Linked DNA regions of Homo sapiens: region 1 is linked to region 2. Evidence: read pairs that join two places in POLR2A ChIA-PET (ENCODE). Cell type or tissue: B cell. All regions are shown on one strand. Links, peaks and the distances in the headings refer to the core of each region. The heading gives the core; the rest is flanking DNA.

What was found. Peaks named below come from ENCODE experiments on the same cell type or tissue, not always from the same donor. Only the 100,000 strongest peaks of a DNase experiment are listed, where the experiment ranks them.
Region 1: POLR2A ChIA-PET joins it to region 2 with 5 read pairs; 1 of 35 experiments calls an interaction of 5 or more read pairs at or near these places.

What each region holds. Positions count from the first base shown.
Region 1 is chr15:75,688,526-75,700,275 of GRCh38, forward strand. CSPG4 (chondroitin sulfate proteoglycan 4) reads right to left here. Exons shown (of 10, transcript NM_001897.5): 2 at 4,545-4,708; 3 at 1-2,287. Among named protein-coding and RNA genes, the nearest start is that of CSPG4, 18 kb to the right of the region's middle. RefSeq lists enhancers at 4,336-5,086, 5,836-6,585, 6,069-6,218, 6,819-6,908, 8,835-9,584 and 1 more and silencers at 5,803-6,097, 11,620-11,709. In B cell, for the core only: a CTCF peak has its summit at 6,274 (motif pointing right); DNase peaks (open chromatin) are centred at 6,276, 6,826, 7,316, 7,906 and 1 weaker place; H3K4me3 peaks cover 1,528 bases; H3K27ac peaks cover 1,358 bases; H3K27me3 peaks cover 395 bases.
Region 2 is chr15:75,122,557-75,134,306 of GRCh38, forward strand. It overlaps LOC124903530 (a long non-coding RNA gene), which reads left to right and starts at 8,380. Exons shown (of 2, transcript XR_007064721.1): 1 at 8,380-8,630. RefSeq lists enhancers at 8,180-8,369, 8,410-8,469, 8,640-8,889. In B cell, for the core only: no CTCF peak of the experiment used is centred there; no DNase peak of the experiment used is centred there; H3K4me3 peaks cover 255 bases.

The sequences.
Region 1 (11,750 bases), core at 4,226-8,225, 570 kb after region 2:
AGCCCTGGCCATCTGACAGCCTTGTGCCCTGTAGTTGAAGGTTGCCTTTCCTGGGAGCCTGAACCACCTCATAATGGAAGGTTGGGGGGCTTGGGCCTGCCTCCTCCAGGGTGGCCTCCAGGTGGGCTGTGGTGAGGGTCTCCTGCTGGGTGTTCTGAGTGTGCAGTGGCTCCAGCCGCAGCATCCACACAGTGGCTCTCTGGATGGTCACTGGGAAGGACAGATTGCTCAGGATCTCCTGGCCCACCTGCACCTCCAGGGCCAGGTTCTCCACGGTGTCGTAAGCGTGGTGCTGTGGGTCAGTGCTCAGGTACCTCACGCGGCCCTGCTCCACATCCCGCTGGTGGAACGCCTGTGTGGCCCACCACTCAGCACCCTCCACCCCACCTGCCCCCTGCTTCTGCAGCTCCCCAAACTGCAGGGCCCCAGTGACGCGGAACAGCACGCTCACATCCTGCCCCACGGCATTGGTCTCCACCGACAGGTTGGCGGGCAAGATGGGCATGGCAGAGCCTTGGGCCAGTCGCAACCCTGTGCTGCGGTGGATCTGTATGGCCGGCCGGATGGCCACCACCTTCAGCGTGGCCGGGGGGCTGGCCTGCAGTCCATCGCTGACCCGGAACGTCAAGTCCTGTGCAGGACCACCGCGGTGGACATAGACTAGGCTGCCGGCCTCCAACTCCCGGCAGGAGAACTCGGTCGCCGGCTCCCCAGGCTGGTCTCGGCGCTCCACGGGGAGGCCAGAGGAGGTGCCAAGGACCTGGAAGGTGAGGCCCTCACAGGCAGAGTCCGGGTCATAGGCCTGGAAAACCTCAGGCCCCAGCGGCTTCTGCGTGTGTTCCAGGATCACCATGAGGCTGCCATGTGGGAAGATGATGTGGGGTGGGTCATTGACAGGGTTGACCTGGATGGGCAGGAGGTATGTTTGGCCCCTCCGAAGGCATGAGGGCATGGGCACCCGAGCCGTCACCGACACCTCCAGCACCAGCTGGTCGGAGGTGTCCTCAGAGCCATCGTGGATGAAGCGGGCCTTGCGGTTCACCACGTCCAGGAGGGTGAACATTTTTCGTGCCTGGGCTCCCGGGATGTCCAGCTCGAGCTCGCCATGGCGTGCCCCTCGGGTCACGCTGAACAGCACCTGGGATTTGCGCAGCTCAGCCTCCATCAGGTCCAGCGTGGGCTGCACATGCCTCCACTCAAGCCAGGCTGTGCCCCCCTCGGCCACCACCAGTGGGCTGATAGTCAGCAGCTGGGTGAAATTGGCAAAGACAGGAGGCAGCCCTGGCTCAGGCACGCATGGCTCAGGCAGCTCCATGGCTGGCCAAGCCTCAGGGGCCAGGGTGGAGAAAGCTTCATAATGTCCATAGGCATCGTCCTCATACTCCTCCTCCTCCAGCCTGCAGCCGGCTGCCATGTTGCGCGTCAGCAAAGCTTCCCGCAGCCCCCGCCTCTGGCCATTGACACTGAGGTCTTCCATGCAGCCCAGCAGGGAGGCATTGGTGGCCTCTGGTGTCAGGCCCAGGCGGTGTTCCTGGAGGTGACGAGAGGCCTCTGCATCCAGCCCCCCGAGAAGGAGACTGCCCCGTGGCTCCAGGTAGCTGAGGACTCCTCGGTTCGAAGTATGCGTAGGGTACTGGTCCACGGAGATTTCCAGCCGGTGAGCATTGATGTGGACACTGACCTCATGGGGCTGCCCATCGGCCACAGGCACACTGTTGTGGAGCAATACGGTACCCTGGCCCTTCTCCACCACGGCCCGCAGGTGGCCCTCAAATATGTCCACATAGATGAAGTCCCCACGCCGGCCCCCTGCCTGGAAGGCCAAGGGTGCCTGCCGGCTCTGTGTGGTGAGTGTAAACTCTAGGGTTCCTTCGTCCTGAGTGCCCCAGGCAGGGAAGGCAGCCAGAGAGTGGGGCCCAGAGAAGCCCAGGGCCACATCATCACTGGCAGAAAACTCTTCAGCACAGCCCTCATGCACATCGGGGGTCAGAGGCCGGAGGAGGCTGCGGCCATTGAGGGTGGCTGCATGGAGGCAACCCCTCAGGGGTCGGCTGGTTCCCCTCAGGTAGGGCAGGCCAAGGGTCCCAGTGCCCCCAACAAAGAGCCCATAGGGGACCTCTAGGGGGGCTCCTGGGACTGCTGAGGAGGCGTTCAGAAACCCATCGACTGACAACGTGGCCCAGCCCTCTACGACAGTCAGCACCACAGTGTGGGGGATGGAGTCACTCAGCAGCGTCTCTGCTGGAGTCTGCAGCCTCAGCTCCTCCTGGCCCAGAACAAGTCTGACCTGAAGAGAGATGGGGAGTGGGAGATAGTGGACAGCACTTTGGATCCATCATTTCCCTTATAAAAGCATAGAGCCGGGCGTGATTGCAGTGGTGGCTCATGCCTGTAATCCTAGCACTTTGGGAGGCCAAGGCAGGCGGATCACCTGAGGTTAGGAGTTTGAGACCAGCCTGGCCAACATGGAGAAACCCTGTCTCTACTAAAAACACAAAATTAGCTGGGCATGGTGGCGCATGCCTGTAATCCCAGCTACTTTGGAGGCTGTGGCAGGAGAATTGCTTGAACTCGGGAGGTGGAGGTTGCAGTGAGCTGAGATCATGCCATTGCACTCCAGCCTGGGCAGCAAGAGCGAAACTCTGTCTCAAAAAACAAACAAAAAAAAAGCATAGTGAGTTCCCCACACTTGGGGCCCCAGAGTGGAAAACCTAGGACAAGAGCCTCTGGTGCCACTCCTCTTGCCGTCCTGCCATCTCTTTATTCATCCTCCAAACACTCACCAAAGGAAACTCTGGGCCAGGGCTGGATGGGCTCTGGGGACCCTGATATGAATCAGATGTGGTCCTCGCCCACAAGGAACTGACATACAGCAAGATGCTCTCCTAGAAATCCAACCTGTGTTTTTAAATTCTTCCCCTCTTTCCTTGAGTGAGAGGTGCCAGAAATATTGTCTTGGAATCTGGATTTCAACTTTGGAATAATGGGTAACTGGGAATCCCTTGATCAGTCCCCTTCAACAGAGCAAAGTTTCTTGGGGTCATTGAAGGCAGCCAGGCTCACTGTTCAGGAATAGGCTAATTTTTAAATTAAAATTTAAATACTCTGTGTTCTGAAAAAAAGCTCCCTGACCTGGGGTGGAAGGAGATCTTGGGGAGAGATGAAGGACATAGTTCTGTCTCCATGACATTGACAGCAGAAATGGCTCTGGTACGGTGCTCCCAGATGGTAGAATGGGAGGTGGCAGAGTATGGTAACTGCAGAACCAGGGCACTAAGAACTATAATTTTGGAGTCCTGGTATGGAGCATCTCTGTAGGGGTGTGGCATCATTGTACCTACAGAACTGGACAGCCATCAGCACCAGCCTGCACCACGCTGGTGTTTAACAGTGAAAGCAGCAGACTGACCAAGCCCTAGTCCTCTCCCCATGGGGTGTGGAAGGAGATGGCTGCCCCAAATTTGTTTTTTTTTGAGACGGAGTTTGGTTCTTGTTGCCCAGGCTGAAGTGCAATGGTGCGGTCTCGGCTCACTGCAACCTCCTTCTCCTGGGTTCAAGTGATTCTCTTGCCTCAGCCTCCTGAGTAGCTGGGATTACAGGCATGTGTCACCATGCCCGGCTAATTTTTTTGTATTTTTATTAGAGACACGGTTTCACCATGTTGGCCAGGCTGGTCTCGAACTCCTGACCTCAGGTGATCCACCCGCCTCAGCCTCCCAAAGTGCTGGGATTACAGGCATGAGCCACCGCGTCCGGTTATTTTTTTCTTTTAAAAATAGAGATGGGGACTCATTGTGTGGCTTAGGCCAGACTTGAACTCCTAGGCTCGAGTGATCTTCTCACCTTGGCCTCCCAAAGTGGTGGGATTATAGGCATGAGCCACTGCACCCAGCCTGGCACAAATTCGGAATAAGACCCTGGGTTCTTAAACTCTTCATGGTTTAGGGGAAGACTCAAAAAAGCCACAAGACTCCTTGCTAACAAAGCTTGTGGTGTCTTGAAGGATGAAATGGAAAAATGAGGAAGCTGAGGCAGTACTGGTGCTGTTACTGTCGTGGACAGACCATGGTGCTGCAGAGAAATTGGTGCAGTGCCACCGGGATGCACAGGGGTCATGGGGGCTCAGGAGGGGGCCTAGCCCAGGAGGAGGGGATGCCCACACTGAGACTTCAAGGAGAGGCTGGAGTTAGGCATGTGCAGGGAACGGGAGAGGCGCACACCTGGCAGAAGGAGTGTGCATCAAGAGCCTGGCAGCAAGCGACTGTAAGATGGCCAGGAACTGAAAGCAGTTCAGGGCTGTCAGAGCACAAAGGGCCAGCGAGGGGTTGTGGCGGGAAACATGGTTGGAGGGAGCCAGTGGGCAGAGCCAGTTCATGAAGGATTTACCATTTCTGGGCTGCTGCTGCCCATCCCACAGTGGAGAACTTAAGACCCCAAGATAAAAGTGACTTACACAAGGTCACACAGCCAGCTGGGGTTCACTCAAAGCTAGAGAAGGAATCCCACCCCGAATCCCGCCCAGATCTCAGGGGGACGTCACTCACCTGCAGGCGTCCAGAGTAGAGCTGCAGCAGGAGGTGGTCAGCTGGGCCTGCTGCCAGGAGAAGGAGGGCTTCGGGCTGGGACGTGGAGAACTGCAGCTGCAGGTCTATGTCGGTCAGAGCCGTGGCCACAGGCACCTCCAGGTGGTTCTCACCGAAGAAGGAAGCTGTGTGAGAGAGGGAGCTGTGGTCAAGGCTCAGACTCTTGCCTGGAGGAGGCGAGGTGCCGCAAAGAGGGACGGGTGGGTTGCAGAAAGGGGTCCGTGCTGGCGCACCCTCATGGTTCTGCTGTATGGTGCTGCCTCTGAGCACTGCCCGGGTCCCAGCATCTTCTTGGTCCTGGCACCAGAAGGCACAGGCTCACCTTGTGTCCAGCCCAGATCTTGTATTTACAGGAGGTCAGACCCAGAAATTCCCAGCAACTCAGGTCTCCTCCTTGGAGGTTCCTGGAGCCAGAGGCCTCCGCCAGCTCTGACTCGCCTCCCCTGGGCCCCAGAGGAGTCTCCCTCGTGGGTCTGGCTCCTGGACCCAGCCCAAAGGGAACCGCAACTGGCCTGACCATCTGGCTTGGTGGTCACAGCCCCAAGGAATGGAGTTTCTGGAGAATCACCCCCAGTCCAGACTGATCCCTGCTCAGATTCCTTCTCCTAAGTGCCCTTGTGCTTGGGCTCCTGTGCAGCGCCTGCTGTGCCATGCCCCGCCTCCATGGGTTGGCTGAGGCCACGACTGGGATCTGGGGGTGGTGTCAGCATGGCCCACCTATCCCCGCTTCTCTCTCAGGCCATTCTTCCAGCTGCCATTGAGCGTCGGGGCAGGAGCTTATTGGCCTGAGTCTGCCAAGGAGCAAAGGCTCTGAGGCCAGATGGGGACCATGTGCAGTGTCAAACCAAAGTGGGCCCACACTTCCTCCATTACCCTTGCTATTGCTTCCTGCTGGAGAGCTATTCACAGTCCCCGATGAGCAGTCAGATCCGGCCCCATTGTTTCCACCGTGGCCAAGGAACCAGGGATGAGAACAGCTGAGTTCCTAACTTCCCCAGGCCACCACGCAGGCTGAGGCTGAAGACAGGGCTTGGGAGGGGCTGAGGGTCTGCTGGGCAGGCCAAAGAGGGCCTCCCCAGGCAGAAGGCCATGTCTGGGCTTGCCTGGGGTTAGTGGTTCCTATGCAGGGCCCGTTCTGTCCCATACTGGGACTCCTCCTCTTTTGAATTGCTGCTTCCTCCAGTCAGTTTCCCCAGATTAGCCTCCCTGACTTCCAACCCGCTGCCACAATTTCTGGTCCATGCCTTTTGTGGTGATAAGAGCCAAATATAACTTTGACTTTGCCTGCAGATGTCCAGGGCTGGGGGGTAGAGAAACACGGGTTAAAAACGGTGATTCATTCCTGTTGGGCTTCCCTCAAACCCGAGAGCGAGCACAGGCTGACGGCCTTGATAGGGATAATCCGGCACCAGCCCCATGTGCTGGTCCCTGGCCAGCCTGAGCCAGCTGCCATCCGCCTGAGTAAGCAGCTTCAGCCGTTGGAGGAGTCGGAGACTTGTACACCCTAAGGGCAGCCAGCCCCACTGGGAGGGATGTCCAAGAAAGATCCCGTAAGAACCCCTTGGGCTGAGTTAAATCCCCTCTAGTTATCTCCTCCTGCCAGCACTGCTGGCAATACCAGCACCTTGTCTGGGAAGCTACGGGAATCAAGGGAGCCCTGCAGACCATCTGCGCGGGGGCGGCCCAGCTGGTTCAGCAGAGCTTGGCGCCAGCAAGGGACAGACCAGGGAACTGCAGGTGGCGGCCACCTACCGGGGTGCCTTATCTGCAAAGACATTGATTCCTAAGAGCAAAACACAGCACACTAAAGTGAGGGAGGCCATAGCACAAGGGGTGGGGGCACATGGCCCTGCAGGATAGAGCCACCACCGTCACCTGCTGGAGCGGCTGACAGCAGCTGCCAGGAGTCTACTGTTGAATTTTCAGGAATTTTGAGAGCCAGGTGATACTGCCCACAGTGAGAACATTTATACCAGGAAAAGAGGCAAATACTGCAAATCAGGGTTCCCCCTCCCCAAGAAAGCCCATTGCTAAACATTTACCTATCCAGCACCCACAGAGAAGGGGGCACATGTCCCTGCCCCTACCCACCCTTGCACTAAAGGTATATGTAGACCCGCCAAGTCATGGTCAACATCAGGGCTCTGGGCCAGGCAGGAACTGAACTAGATGGTTGGCCCTAACCACTGAACCACCTGCCTGCAGCCCCCTCCCAGCAGAGGAGAGTAGAGCCTGTTTGGCCAGAGTGGGAGGGTGGCAGGAAGTAGAGGTACTTTCCAGAGCGCTGGGGTCTGAATGGGTCCATTGAGGGGCTGGGCCCTGCTGCTTCCTGTGGGGCTGAGCGGGAGGGGCTCACACAGGCTGTCTTGTGCTGCTGGAGCGCGTGGCCAGGCAGCCCCCCACCCCAACAGAGGCCTCTGAGGCCTTGCTGGCCAGGGCTCTGGAAACTCTGACAGCGCCACTCCCTCCACCTCCTGGTCTCCTTTTTTCTGCCCCTCTTACACTCTCTGAGGGGCTTCAGTTGCAAGAACTCAGAATCCCTGTCTTGGAGGTGGTGGGGGGGCAGTTGAAGAGGGGCTTCAAATGGAGAGGGTGTGCAGAATTAAGATGTAATAAGCTAGGAGTCAATCCAGAGGACTTCCTGGAGGAGGTCACGGTGGTGTACAGACACAGAGAGGGAGGAATAGGCAGTCTCAGAGGACAGCAGCAAGGCCGAGTGAGACTGGCAGGAAGTACACAGGTCCCCTTTGGGTGGGGCTAGGAGGGTTTCTGCTCCATCACCCGCTAAAGCCTCTGGCTAACTTGAAGGAAGAGAAGTAGAGGGAAAAGTAGAATGGGTCAAGCTAGGCTCGGCTGCGTGACTGGGGCGGGGGGATGGAGGAGGTTGTGGGGAGACATTGGCACAGGCTGGATCAGACCTGCCGTTGATTCTCCTGGGTCAAGAGGACCCATGATTCATCAAAACAGCAGACCAAACCTGTAGCAGCCCCATGGGCTGCCCTCTGAGCCAGGAGAAGGGGCCCACTTCAGGCCTCAGTGTCACCATTCTGTAAAATGGGCACAGTCCCTCCCACCCCTTCCCCCTCCTGACTGTGGGGATTAGTCCTGGGGGTCTCTCCCTGATCTAGGAGTTTGCTGTCCATATGGATGTGGGGAAGGTTAATGGCATGGGGTGCCTGGAGGTGCCAAGCCTTGGGCATGAGAGGAGCAGGATGCCCCACAGGTCTGGGGGCCCGTGGGAGGGGCAGGAAGAGTGCTGCGTGTATGGGTTTCTCTCTCTGGAAGGCGCGTCAGTGGGCGTCCAGGGCTGTATATTAATAGATGTGTATTTGTGTGTGCGCAAGCATGTGGGTGGCTGCTGGGGGTGTGCTTTGGGTTTGCGTAAGGCTGTGTGTTTGTGTGTGTGTGCGCGTGTGTGGGCCGGGAGCTGCCAGGACAGAGCAATGATTGTGCCCGGGCCTGTCCTGCCCTTCGGTGCCCGCCTGCCATTACTTGGCTGGGCCTGGCTCCATGAAAGGGGCTGTGTGTTCTTGGAGGGTTCCTGCCCCTCCTGCTCAGCGCCCATAGAGAGGTTTGCTAAAGGTGGGTACATCCTCAGGCTTCCCACCCTTCCTCCCCATAAACAGGGCACTGCTGTCTGGGCCTGAGGGTGGGGTGGCTCCATCCTTCTTCCTGAGATCTAGGCCTGGGGGCACAGAAAAAGCCTGTTTCCTTCCCTGCCAAGTCCCTTCTCAGGGGCTAGAGGAAACCTCGGTCAAGGTCCCCAGCAAGCCCCCTCTGTCAGGGCAAGGGCTGCGCTGGCATCTCCGGGCTCCCCGGAGGCACTACTAGGAGGAGTGTGGATGGGCCCCTGAGGCTTCCAGCCTGACACCCAGCCCTCTGTCTGACACCAGGCTCCGGGGACAAGGAGTCGCTGTGAGGGGAACATCTCTGCCCATCAGGCCCGCCTCCCCCGGCCAGGGCCCCACCTTCCCCAGCCAGGCCAGGGCCGGGTCTCAGGCACAGATGCCTCTTCCAGGCTGAGGGCTGCTGTGGGCTCTGTTCCTTCTGAGTCCTCAGAAGGCTGCCTGTGTCCCTGTATCTGCCCCATCTCTCCTTCGCCTCCGGCCATCCCTGCTGCCAGGCTCTGCCTCTGCTCCCCCTGGTCTCCCCCTAGCTCTTTGGCTCCCTCTTCCCTCTGCCCCATCCTGGCTGTCCCTGGGCACATCACCCTTTGCTCTAGGACAGTCTGGAGGGCCCCGGCCTGGGGCCCCACCCTCCATGGGTGCTGAGTCCCACAGCATCAGCATTCTCTGTAGCTCAAGCCTGCTGCAGGGCACTCAGCTTCCACCTTCCAGACAGACAAACTGAGGCTCCAGAGGAGAAGCGATTTGACGAAGAGAAGCAGAAAGAGATCCAGCAGGTCCCAGCACCACCCGTGTGAGCCCTACCCACCCAGGCACCCCCACTGTACCCCACTCTCTGGCAATGGATCCCTGTGTGCCCCACTCCCGCCATGTTCCTGGTTGCCTGGGGGCAGCCCCACAGCCAGGCTGCGTCATGGGAGCAGCAGCATTCCTGGGTGTCTGCTGCTGCCTGACTTTATAAGGGAGAAATTCTGGGAGCCCGGAGCTGCTGGCCCGTGGGGAGTGCCTGGGCCCGTAGTTGAGGGTGAGGGCAGGAGACCTGGACATCTGTATGTGGGGGAGGGACACCCAGTGCCACAGAGACAGAGCAGGAGGTGAGAGGTGGAATGCGTAATAGAGACCCATTCATTCATTCACTCAATCACAAATACAGCAATACAGTGATGGGAATGGAAGAAGACAGCTAACATGGGAGAAAGTTATTAAAACTGAGAAGGAGAAATCAAGATGCCCTCCTCCATAAAGACTGGATTCACATACAGACCAAGGCCTGAGGAAGGAGACGGAGGAGGAAAACTCGAGGGAGACAGAGAAGGCGGGATGTTGGCAGCAAGCCTGCTGCTGTGCACAGGAGTGAGGAGGGGATGCCCAGCCAGCCTGCTGGGGAGGGAGGGCCCTGCTCCAAGACGAAGCCAGACTTCTCCATCACCGCCCCTCGGGGTTTGGCACCACGGCGGGAGATCCTGGCTCCAGGTCTGGGCAGGCAGGGGTGAGGGAGTCTGAGGGGGCTGTGGGATGGGGTATTCTGGGAGGGCCAAGGCCGGGATGAAGGGCTCTCTGTCTCCCCTCATAGGTGTGTATGTGGTGGGGCGGGGGGTGGTCGTGGCCCACCTGGGGGCTGAATGCCGGCTCTGTGAGAGCATGGACGGGCCAGGTGTGCTTCCCCAGCAGCGGACCCTCCCTGAGGTCACCTGGCCCTCTAGACCTCAGGTCAGTTCCCCTCCCCTCCCCTTGCACCTCCAAGGGACTCCCCGATTTTACTTCCGCCACCAATCTACTTCCAACCAAGCAGGCAGGGCATGGGTGAGTGTGTGCAGGAATGTGGGTCAGTGTCACATGTACACACGTGTGTGGCGGCAAGGCAGGCGAGGAAGGGGTGCGCTGGGTCCCTGGTCTGGCCCCACTGTGGGCCCTGGATACCGAGACATAACTGGGGGTCCCCTCCCCAGCACATTGGTCTCCCTGGGCTCCTCAGGCAAGGGAGAAGCTGTCTGGTGTGCCTACTCAGGGGTGAGCCCCTCTCAAACCTCCTCCCAGCAGACTCCCCAAGGCTCAGCCACCCACACTGAGCTATCACCTTCACCCAACCCTGTTACTCTGAGGGTAACAAGGGGGTAGGTTACAGGGGAGACTTAAGGTCAGACTAAGGGGAGCGACCTGCCCAGTGATGACACTGGGGTCACCAGGGCCCAGGCCTAGAAGGCTCATCACTGGCCAGGGTGGGCTGCCTGGGAGACGCTCACACACCTGCAGACCCCTCAGGGCTCACTGCTCTTTAGCAACTCTTCCTGGCTGCTTCCAGACTGGGATTCCACCACCCAGGGCCATCCCCGCGGCCCAAGGACTGCCTGCTCCTCTCCTGTCCCGTGAGCTACCGAAATGCGGACAACAGTAGGTTAGTTCCAAATCCCATGGAGCTTACAACAGCAGCCATCATCTCAGGAGACACTGCTTTATCCCAGTGGGGTGCTGGAGTGCTAGGCACCTGCTCAGGTGACTGCCTCCACGTCTAAATGCTGCAGAGACCTCTGTCGGGGTCAGGGCAGCACCAAAAACTCTTGAGCCAAGAGACACACACTCAGGTCAGCTGACCTTCTGTTTAGTTGCCTTTCTGGTCCCTTGCAAGGCCAAGGGGGCCAGGGAGGAAAACAGTTTCCTCAGCTATTGGCTGGGCCCTGACCCTGGTCACTGGCCTCAGCTACCATCCTCTAACCAAGCGCTTTGAGTCACCCACGTAGAGGGGCATGTGCTGGGGAACATTTCCAGTTGAGGGAACCCGTCTGGAAGATGAGTGGAAGCAGGGGCAGGTGGGGTGGGAGAAGCTGAGCTTGGTCCACAGAGGCTGATAGGGGCTGCACCCTGGGCTCCCAGCCACATGTCCCAACCCTGGGGCCTTGTGGAGCACAGAGGAAGCAGGAGGGGAAATGAGAGGTTTTGAGGGAAGAAGCAGCCCAGAGTCCACCCAGGCGGGAGGGCTGGGCCGGGGGAGGAGGAAGCGGGGCCTCAATGGTGTCTTTGTGGAAGTCTTGCTGCTCCCCAGGCCTCAGGCGAGGAGGGTGGGGTGGCTGCGGTGGGGAGCGGTTCCAAGAGGCTTTTCCCTGCCTTATAATCTTCCCTCTTGGACAGGGAGATGGGTGGGTTTCCAGGCTCCATCCGTACCCTCCTTTCCCCCACTTTCCTGGCCCTAGAGGACCTGGGACCCTCACCTCAGTGGACCCAGGCTGGGGTAGGGTTTCTGGCAGGGAAGAGAAGAGTGAAGGACCCTCACTTGGCACTGGGCCTGCACAGCCCCCCAGCCCTAGCAGGGCTCCTGGGAGGCATCTCCCATGTTACAGGTGAGGAAACTGAGGCTCAGAGAGGGCAGTCCTCCGTGCTAGCCTGTGGAGCAGCGGCAGGGCTGGGACTTAAGCTCCTGTGGGTGTGGCTCCAGAGCTAGGGGCTGTGGGTGTCAGCAGGGCACATGCACCGTGTGTGCACCCAGAGAGGCGTGGTGGGTTTGCTTGCTGCCTGTGAATCGGAAGTGGAGCATCTGCCAATGGCC
Region 2 (11,750 bases), core at 4,410-8,409:
TTTTTTTTTTTTTTTTCAGACAAGGTCTTGCTCTGTTGCCCAGGCTGGGGTGCAGTGGCACCATCTCGGCTCATTGCAGCCTCCACCTCCCGAGTTCAAGCAATTCTCCTGCCTCAGCCTCCTGAGTAGCTGGAATCACAGGCACGCACCACCATACTCGGCTAAGTTTTGTATTTTTAGTAGAGACAGGGTTTTGCCATGTTGGCCAGGCTGGTCTCTAACTCTTGACCTCAAGTGACCCACCCATTTGGCTTTCCAAAGTGCTGGGATTACAGCTGTGAGTCACCGCACCTGGCCCGTTTTACACTTCTTTAAACATATTAAAAATTTTTTTTCAGCTGGGCATGGTGGTTCATGCCTGCAATCCCAGCACTTTGGGAGGCTGAGGTGGGCAGATCACCTGAGGTCAGGAGTTCGAGACCAGCCTAACCAACACGGAGAAACCCCATCTCTACTAAAAATACAAAATTAGGTGTGGTGGCTCATGCCTGTAATCCCAGCTACTTCGGAGGCTGAGGCAGGAGAATTGCTTGAACCCGGGAGGTGGAGGTTGCAGTGAGCCGAGATTGCATCATTGCACTCCAGCCTGGGCAATAAGAGCAAAACTCCATCTCTCTCTCTATATATATAATAAATATATATATAATAATATATATTATATGTCATATATAGTTATATATTATAATTATATAATCTATAAATATATAAAAATATATAATATATAATATATATTTATAATATATAATATATATTTTTCCGTGTGTGTGTGTATATATATGTGTATATATATGTATTTTTTTTTTTTTTTAGAGAGAGAGAGATGGGGTCTCACTCTATTGCCCAGCCTGGTCTTGAACTCCTGGCTCAAACAATCCTCTAGCCCAGGCCTCCCAGAGTGCTGGGATTACAGCCGAGCGCCCGGCCTGAAACACTTATTTTCTATCCTGCATCTCATCATTCTATTTTATGTAGTATTTGTGGGTCTCATCTTGTTATTCGTTGTTTCTGCTGACTCATGCCCTTGTGGTTTGTTTCTTTTTGAGTTTATTGATGTTTAATTATGAACTTATGTTCCTTGAAATTCTTTGTGGGAAGTCTTTGAATCTGTGTTTAAAATATATTCTTCCAGAAAGGATTTTTGTTTGCTTTTGCCAGGCGCCTAGGGGTACTTCCAACTCAGATCCACTTAAAAATTGTTTTTGGCTTAGTGTTTTTCCAATCACATAGGGAATATGATGTTGGGCTTTTCTCTGTGTGAATATCAGCTTGTTATGCATTTTACTGGATTTCTTTTTAGCCTGTGTTACCTCTCCAGCACAGCTAAGTGGGTACGGCAAAGTCTTCTGTGGCTGAGTTGTTTTCTCCCCATTTCTCCCTTAGGGCACTGGCTTTTGAGAAGTCCCAAATTTGGGGGAGAAAGGAAATCTTTGATAACCTACTTCCCAGGACCAGACCTCAGGTCTTTTCTTCTCTTTCCTCATTTTGTTTCCCCTAAAAGCAAAGCCTCAGACAAAGGTTTTTGTGTAATTAACTTTGGAAGTAATCCCAGGGAGTAGGAGTGAGGGCTGGAGAGAGAAAGAAAGAGGGAAGCCCGGGACAAGGTCGCATTATTTAAGGGGACCTCTGATAGGTGCTTGATTCCATAGGATCTTCCAAGGAGTCTTATGAAATGGGAGATACAAAAAAGACACAATGAGTATTTGCTTGTGTCAATCATTGGTCAAGAGTGGCCTCACAGACATGAACTCCCCTGAACTTGGGGTCTGCGCATGCATAATGGTTCAGGGGATTCCCGAGAGCATCTGCCCTGTGGGGTCAGTGAGACTCAGACAGGAAGGGAGGGGTGGGCCCCATGTGCCCAAGGTGAGGCAGCACCTGCATGAGGCCCACAGAACACTCATCACCTCAGCAGTGGCCAGAATCAGAACTGGGGCCAAGCAGACTGAAGTGGTGCCCAGGAGGTGCCTGGCACACTGGCCATTTACATCCCAGGGTCTCAGAAAGCACAGGCCCCGGTGCAGGCTCACCCTGATGGGGTCATGCTCTTGTTATTCTGGCTTCTGACTGATTCCCTGTTTAACACCCTTTTATCTGTGCTTTCACACACACATTTTTGGTATTTCATTCAGCATTTTTAGGAAGGGATTTCTCTATTCAGCTAGTCTGCATATTTCCAGATAGAGAAATAAATGGTCATTGTTTTCAAATGTTTACATATACTTTATTTTTAAATTTTTATTATTTGAGATGGAGCCTTGCTCTGTCGCCCAGGCTGGAGTGCAGTGGCACGATCTTGGCTCACTGCAACCTCCTGCTACTGGGTTCAAGTGATTCTCCTGCCTCAGCCTCCTGAGTAGCTGGGACTACAGGCGCGTGCTACCACGCCCGGCTAATTTTTGTATTTTTAGTAGAGATAAGGTTTTGCTATGTTGGCCAGGCTGGTCTCAAACTCCTGACCTCAAGTGATCCTCCCACTTCGGCTTCCTAAAGTGCCGGAATTACAGGCGTGAGCTACTGCGCCCGGCCTCAAAATGTTTATATATACTTCAATATTCTTTTTGTTATTATTTGCTAAGTATTGAAACCAAGCATTCCTTTCTGGAGCTCCCATAACTCACTTTGTGCCCTGTTTTGAAAAACAGGCCAGTCAATAATGACAGCAGCAACGCAGCAGCTCCCAGCTTTTCAACACCTACTGTGTGGCTGACACCTGCTGTGGCTTTATAGGCATTATGTCAGTGAATTCTCAAAACTACCCTAAAATAGTCACTCTGGTTCCCTTTTTTCATATATTTTTTATTTTTAAAATTGAGACAAGGTTTTGCTGTGTTGCCCAGGCTGATTTCAAATTCCTATGCTCAAGTGATCCTCCCACTTCGGCTTCTGGTTCCCTTTTCCCAGCCACTGGTTCCCTTTTCACAGAAGAGGAAACCATGGCCTGGAAAGGGGCCAAGGCCACATAGTATTTACGTCAAGCTTGTCCAACCCACAACTCACGGGCCACATGCGGCCCAGGATGGCTTTGAATGCAGCCCAACACAAATTCATAAACTTTCTTAAAATATTATAATTTTTTTTTTTTTTTTTACAAAAAATTAGCCAGGCGTGGTGGTGCATGCCTGTAGTCCCAGCTACTTGGGAGGCTGAGGCAGGAGAATTGCTTGAACCTGGGAGGCAGAGGTTGCAGTGAACTGAGACCGTGCCACTGCACTCCAGCCTGGGCAATAGAGTGAGACTCCATCTCAAAAACTAAAATATAAAATAAAATAAAATAAAAATTTTTTTGGCAAAATTTTTTAAGCTCATCAGCTATCATTAGTGTTAGTGTATTTTATCTGTGGCCCAAGACAATTCTTCTTCTTCCAGTGTGGCCCAGGGAAGCCAAAAGATTAGACACCCCTAATAAGTTGTTGAGCCAGGATTGTGTCCAAAGCTTCCCCACTTTTACTACATCGCATGCCTTTCTATGGAAAAAAGCCTTCCCTTCTTCCCTAGTACTTCTCCCAAAACACACACTCATATAGAGTAGCACTTGAGATCCAGTGCCCCTTGGCAGCCGATTGCAGTGGGTAAGCTGAGCTCAGGGTTGCAGGCCAGCAGGGCGGCAGTCAGCACACAGAGCTTTCCTATCCCCCCAGGAAACCTGCAAGGACCCCAGTAGGCCTTAGATGGCCAGTGTTGGCAAATCCTAACTGGGAGGCAAACTGGGAGAGCCCACTGCCGTTGCAGACTGGTTACTGTCCCCGCTGGAGCCCTGTGGAAGTGGGTAGAAATCCAGGCCTAAGGAGGGTACCAAGCCAGAGCCACCTGCCCCCTAGTACCCCAGCCTGGGGGGGCCACCCAGTGAGCATTTCTGTCTCCTCGGGTGCTGTAGTCAAGGTGAAAAGCAAGTTGCAACCTGAAGGCTGGGCATTCCAGGTATAGGGCTTCTTCTGGTTAAAATGTGTGGGTACGGGGACTAGGGGAGGCTTGGAAGGGGCTGTCCCCAGAGTTTCTATGAGTGAATATATACTTTGAAACACTTAGAACCTTATTGTCAGCATGGACAGACAGGGACCTTGGGGACAGAGGGACATTAAGGCCAACATCTTGTTTTATAGATCAGTAAACTGAGGTCCAGAGACCCATGGCCTAGCGAAGGAGGTTCAAGTGCAGGCCTTCCTGACCACAGTGCACCGCCAAGGCTCCTTCTCTACACCACTGCATGTGTGCGTGTGAGTGGGCAGCTGCACACCATCGTATACGTAAACGTGTTTACGCATGGAGTACATGTGCTTTATGGTGCAGGGGTGAAGGCACAAAGGCGTGTGTATGGGGGGGCTGGGGTGTTATACTAGCAGGCTGAGCAGACTGTAACAAGGGGACACACATCTCTCTTTTGGGCCAACCCATGTTTGGAGAAGACAGGAGCTTTCTCATGCACAAGCGCCAAGAGAGGAAAGTGAACCCAGGTTTGGGCGGTCTGTGGTGACTTGTGCCATGGACCATGTGGAAGCCTGAAGATGCCTGGGGCCTTCGTAGTACCATTGCCTTTAGCCTCCCGTGGCCACCTGCAGCAACTGCCATCACCCTTACTGTGGACGGGAGTTGCACTGCTAAAGTCCCCACGGCCCTGCAGGATGGCCAGAGATGTCTGCCCTCACTCCGCTACCCTCTCAGTCTTCTTTGACCACTCTGGTCCCCCAACCTCAATGTCGACCCCACATCTGCAAGTGACATCACTGTCCATGTAGCTCTGTAAGTCTTCAAACTGGGAGTCAGCCTACCTCCTGCCATCACTGACCTTCAAGCAATCCAGATGAAAAATGCCTCTGGGCATTTTGGGGACAGGAGATATAAGGAATGAGTCATAAATATCCTGTCATATAAAATAGGATGCTATGAAACACTCCCCGGGTCATGTCAAAAGGAGACAGGAGCCAACCTGAATACACTTCCACCAGCCAAAGGCGAGATTTTTTGAGCACCAGTAAGATTAATAACTGCAATGGATTGACACCAATCAGACATGTTTAAATCCACTGATTCACACATATTTAAAAATAACTAGTTTTTCACCTTAGGGGGATGCTAGGCAGCTGGTAAATAAAGGGAAAGCATTAAATATTTGTCATGTCTTTTGCATATGATCTATCTCTCAGGATAACTAAATAATCAATGAGGGCAAGTTTCACTTTGTAGAAATATGCAGGTTAATAAAATAAGAAATAATACAGTTATAATGTCACTATTTTGCAATTCCTCATGAATTTAAGTAATGATCATCCATGGCTGCAGATGTTGCAAAATGAGACACAACCAGAAGTTAGGTGCTTCCTGATGGAAGCACATATCACCATCTAGGAGGTGGTCTTGAAAAAAATAGTTGGACGTGAATTTGTTCAAGCCTCCCTAACTAAATACAGAAGACAGAAGACATGTTAAATGGTACCACAGGGTTGCAATCAACCAAATTCAGACTGTGGGAAACTGCAAGGATAAACAACCTAGTTTCCAGCTTGGTGCGGTAGCTCACGCCTGTAATTCCAACACTTTGGGAGGCTGAGGCTGGTGGATGACTTGAGGTCAGGAGTTCGAGACCAGCCTGGCCAACCTGGTGAAACCCTGTCTCTACTAAAAATACAAAATTTAGCTGGGTGTGGTGGCACACGCCTGTAATCCCAGCTACTCGGGAGGCTGAAGCTGGAGAATCACTTGAACCCTGGAAGCTGAGGTTGCAGGGAGCCGATATCACGCCACTGCACTCCAGGCTGGGTGATAGCAAGACTCGGTCTCCAAAAAAAACCAAAAAACAAAAACAAAATTAAAAAAATCCCCCAATTTCCTTAACAAAACAGTATTACAAAACAAAAAGAGACGGAGGGGAAACTTGCAGGTTTTAAGATTTATCAACCAAGCCCTATTTATAGACTTTATTTGTATATTAATTCAAACACCTGTTAAAAAAGAAAATGAGGCCAGGAATGGAGGCTCACACTTGTAATCCCAGTGCTTTGGGAGGCTGATGCGGGTGGATCACTTGAGGCTAGGAGTTCCAGATTAACAAAGTGGGCAACAAAGTGAAACCTTGTTTCTACAAAAATTTTAAAAAATTACCAGGCATGGTAGTGCACGCCTGTAGTTCCAGCTACTCAGGAGACTGAGGCAGAAGGATTACTTGAGCCCAGGAGTTTGAGGTTGCAGTGAGCTATAGTTGAACCACTGAACTCCAGCCTGGGTGACAAAACAACATCCTGTCTCAAGAAAAAAAAAAAAAGAAAAAGAAAAAATTATAATTGAAGAAATAGAAAACACCAACTGGATTATAATTTCCATTAATGACTTATTATTGATTTTTATATGATAAAGTAGTGACTTCTTTCTTTCTTTCTTTTCTTCCTTGCCTTTCCTTTCTTTCTTTCTTTTTTTTTTTTTTTTTGAGACAGATTCTTGCTCTGTCACCCAGGCTGTAGTGCAGTGGCTCGATCTCAGCTCACTGCAAGCTCTGCCTCCCAGGTTCACGCCATTCTCCTGCCTCAGCCTCCCAAGTAGCTGGGATTACAGGCGCCCGCCACCACGCCCGGCTAATTTTTTGTATTTTTAGTAGAGAGGGGGTTTCACTGTGTTAGCCAGGATGGTCTCGATCTCCTGACCTTGTGGTCTGCCTGCCTCAGCCTCCCAAAGTGCTGGGGTTACAGGCCCAGGAACAGGATAATGATAATATCTGTTCCAAACAGTGTCTTCACTAAATAATCCCAACCAGTAAGAAATAGAATCATTTCAATCACAAGACTCAAGTCACTCCAAAAAGATGATGCTAAGAGCTGTTGATCACGTGTTCCTACAGCGATCCATACCAACATACTGATGAAGCTACAGCTAAGGTATTAGGCTACTGTGCTCCCATCTAGGAAGTGACCCCCAGGGATTCTTCACCCTGTGCTTTCACCAGCACTCTGTATATGAACTTAACCACCTCAGCACTCCCCCCTGCTTTTGCCATGTCTTCTGTGTTTGGATGTTGAGTATTGCTGGATGGAAAGCTTTGCTATCAGCAGAACAATGGTTGAGGTTGTAAAAGCCTACTAAGTGCCATTCTAAAATGGGTCGTTGTGCTGTATGAAACAACAACCACAACAACTCAGAAGCTTCAAACAATAATCCTTTATTGTCACGCTCATGACCTGTGGGTCAGCTGTACAATTCAGCTGAAATTGAATCGTACCTTGGTTGATCGAGGCTAGACTCCAAGCTGCAGGCTGAGTTCAGATCTGCTCGGCATGTCCCTCGTTCTCCTGGGACCAGCGGCTACCCAGGGATTATGGCCTGTTCCTGGAGACTCATTCCTGGACCCAGAAGGAAGGAGCAGCAGCTATATGGGGCACGTTCTTGTCATGGCAGATTACTGCAGCATGAGAAGGCATGTCCAACTGAGCAAGCACATTTCAAAACTTCTCATGTCAGGTTCACAAGTTTCCTACTGGCCAAAGCAAGTCACATGGCCAAACACAAAATCAAAAGGTGGGAAAGTATTCTCTGTCCACCATGGCAAGGATGTGGGTGGATAATTATATTACAAGGGACAAATAATTCAATCTTTCACAGTCTTTGGGGATCCAGGGCACTGCCTTTGTTCATGCCCCAGCACTTCTCATCAAGACAAAAGAACATCCTGCTAGGAGACTTTCCTGCCACTAGCAGAGCCCCTTCAAACCTAGTGGCAGCTAGAGTGATTTTTTTTTTTTTTTTAACTAGCTCTCCTCTAGTTTTGTCTGTTTGTGTGTATGGTAAAAAAATGCATAAGATAAAATTTACCATCTTTTTTTTTTGAGACAGAGTTTTGTCTTGTTGCACAGGGTGGAGTGCAATGGTGCATTCTTGGCTCACTGCAACCTACGCCTCCCAGGTTCAAGCTATTTTCCTGCCTCAGCCTCCCGAGTAGCTGGGATTACAGGCATGCGCCACCACGCCCAGCTAATTTTTGTATTTTTAGTTGAGACAGGGTTTCACCATGTTAGCCAGGCTGGTCTCAAACTTCTGACCTCAGGTGATTCACCAGCCTCAGCTCCCAAAGTGCTGGGATTATAGGCGTGAGCCACCACACCCATGCCTGGCTCCCCTTTCCTTTTTTTTGTTGTTTTTTTTTTTTGTTTTTTTTGCATAGAGTCTCACCCTGTTGTCCAGACTGGAGTACAGTGGTGTGAACTCGGCTCACTGCAACCTCTGCCTCCTGGGTTCAAGCAATTCTCCTGCGTCAGCCACCTGAGCAGCTGGGACTACAGCCGTGTACCACCACACCTGGCTAATTTTCGTATTTTTAGTAGAGACAGGGTTTCACCATGTTGGCCAGGCTAGTCTCGAACTCCTGACATCAAGTGATCCACCTGGCTTGGTCTCCCAAAGTGCTGGGATTACAGACGTGAGCCACTGTGCCTGGCCAAAATTTACCATCTTAACCATTTCTAAGTATAGAGTTAAGTACCGTTAGTTAAATTCGCATTGTTATGGAAGAGCTCTCCGGAATTTTTTTAGCTTGCAAAAGTGAAACTATACCCATGAAACTAACACCTCTGTATTTCCCTCTCCCCAGCCCCTGACAACCACTATTCTACTTTCTGTTTCTATGAATTTGACTACTATAGACAACTCATGTAAGTAGAATCACATAGTATCTGTGTTTTGGGGACTGGCTTATTTCACTTAATAAGATGTTCTCAAGGTTCAACCATGTTGTAGCATGTGTCAGAATTTCCTTCCTTTTTAAGGCTCAATAATATTCCGTTGTATGTATATACCTCATTTTCTTTATCCATTTGTCAGTGGACACTTGGGTTGCTTTTGACCTCTTGGCTATTACAACTAGTGCTGCTGTAAGCATAGTGTGGAAATATCTCCTTGAGATCCTGTTTTCAATTATTTTGGCTGTAAAACCAGAAGTGAGATGGTTGGGTCATAGGATAGTTCTATTTTTAGTGTTTTAGGAACTTCCATATTGTTTCCCATAGTAGCTGCCCCATTTTACATTCCCACCAGCAGTGCAGAAGCATTCCAGTTTTCACACATTATTGCCAACACTTGTTATTTTCTGTTATTTTGATACTAATTATCCTAATACGTGTGTTTTTTTTCTTTTTTATTTTGGAGACAAGAGTTTTGCTCTTGTCTCCCAGGCTGAAGTGCAGTGACGCAATCTCAGCTTACTGCAACCTCTGCCTCCTGGGTTCAAGTGATTCTCCTGTCTCAGCCTCCTAAGTAGCTGGAATTACAGGTGCCTGCCACCACAACTGGCTAATTTTTTGTATTTTTAGTAGAGACAGGGGTTTTACCATGTTGGCCAGGCTGGTCTCGAACTCCTGACCTCAGGTGATCCACCTGCCTCAGCCTCCCAAAGTGCTGGGATTACAGGCGTGAGCCACAATGCCGGGCCTCAATTTTTTAATTAAATTTTTTATTTTGAGATAATTATAGATTCACATGCATTATAAGAAATAATATAGACAGATTCCATGTACTCTTCACCTGGTTTCCTTCTCATTTCCTCAGTGGCAACATCTTGCACAATAGTACAATATCCACAGCCAGGAAATTGATATTGATACAATCCATAGATCTTGTTCAGATTTCAGCAGCTTACATATTCAGAGTGACATTTTAAACAAGCAAATCTGATCCTATCACTTACCTGCTTAAAACTTTTCCAAGGATGTTCATTACATAATTGTTTGAACTGGTTTATTTTTGAGACGGAGTCTCGCTCTATTGACCAGGCTGGAGTGCAGTGGTGTGATCTCGGCTCACTGCAAGCTCCACCTCTGGGTTCATGCCATTCTCCTGCCTCAGCCTCCCAAGTAGCTGGGACTACTGGCGCCCACCACCATGCCCGGCTAATTTTTGTATTTTTAGTAGAGACGGGGTTTCACCGTGTTAGCCAGGATGGTCTCGATCTCCTGACCTTGTGATCCGCCCGCCTCACCCTCCGAAAGTGCTGGGATTACAGGCGTGAACCACCGCGCTGGGCCTGAACTTGTTAAAAAATGAGAACCAACCTAAATGTCCAGCAGCAGCAGGATGGTTGAATAGATTACATTGCGTCCATATAATAGGCACACAATCCAGCCAGGAAAACTTGGAGCAGTCGTATGTACGCTGATATGGGCTGGGTTCCATGGTCTATTCTTTTCCTACGGAAAAAAGCCAGGTACAGGATTGTGAATACCTGGCCGGGCACGGTGGTGCACGCCGTAATCCCAGCATTTTGGGAGGCTGAGGCGAGTGGATCACCTGAGGTCAGGAGTTTGAGACCAGCCTGACTAACATGGTGAAACCCCATCTCTACTAAATACAAAAAATTAGTGGAGTGTGGTGGCACATGCCTGTAATCCCAGCTACTTGGGAGGCTGAGGCAGGAGAATCACTTGAACCCGGGAGGCAGAGGTTGCAGTGAGCCGAGATCATGCCATTGCACTCCAGCCTGGGCAACAAGTGCGAAACCCTGTCTCAAACAAATAAATAAATAAAAATAAATAAATTGTGGATACCTTTTGGGTATAAAGGCATACAATATAGGAAAGGGTACATAGTACACTGACCACAGTAGTTGTCTCAGCAGGCTGAGATTGTGTAGTGGGATGGAAAGTTAATTCACTCTGTTTTGTAGTGGTTCTCAAAGTTCTGCGTTTGAAGAACCCCTCAAAGTTCAGGACCCCTCTACACTCTAAAAATTACTCAGTGTCCCCAAAAACATTTTCATTAATGAGGGTTATCAGAAATTAAAGCTAAGAAATTTAAAAAATATTTACATATTAATTCATTTAGAAATAACAATAGGCCAGGCGAGGTGGCTCGTGCCTGTAATCCCAACAATTTGGGAGGCCAAGGCAGGCTGATCACTTGAACTCGGAAGTTCGAGACCAGCCTGGCCAACATAGTGAAATGCCATCTCTACAAAATATACAAAAATTAGGCTGGGCGTGGTGGCTCATGCCTGTAAACCCAGCACTTTGGGAGGCCAAGGCTGGTGGATCATGAGGTCATGAGATCGAGACCATCCTGGCTAACACGGTGAAACCCCGTCTCTACTAAAAATACACAAAATTAGCTGGGTGTGGTGGCACACGCTTGTAGTCCCAGCTACTTGGGAGGCTGAGGCAGGAGAATGGTGTGAACCCGGGAGGCGGAGCTTGCAGTGAGCCGAGATGGTGCCACTGCACTCCAGCCTGGGCAACAGAGCAAGACTCCATCTCAAAAAAAAAATTATATATATATATACACACAAAAAAATTAGTCAGGTGTGGTGGTGGTGTGTGCCAGTAGTCCCAGCTACACAGGAGGCTGAGACTGGAAAATCACTTAAGCCCAGGATGCGGAGGTTGCAGTGAGCCGAGATTGTGCCACTGCACCCCGGCCTGGGCAACAGAGTAAGACCCTGTCTCAAAAACAAAAAAAAAAAAAAGAAAGGAAATAACAACAATAAAGCAATTATATGTTAATATAAATGACAGTTTTGTAAAAAGTAACTATCCTTTCCAAAACAAAAACATTTAGTGAGAAAAATGACTTTGTTTTGCATTTTTGCAAATCTCTTTAATATCTGACTTAATTGAAAAATCTTCATTCTCATATCTGTTTCTGCATTCGATCTATCAGAATACATTGTTTTGGTTGGAGTATGTGAAGAAAATTCATGTCAGTAAGATATGTAGTTAGAAAAAAGAGACTTTAAATAGCCTTTTGTGGGTATTCTTTGATAGCACATCGACTGGACAAGCAGC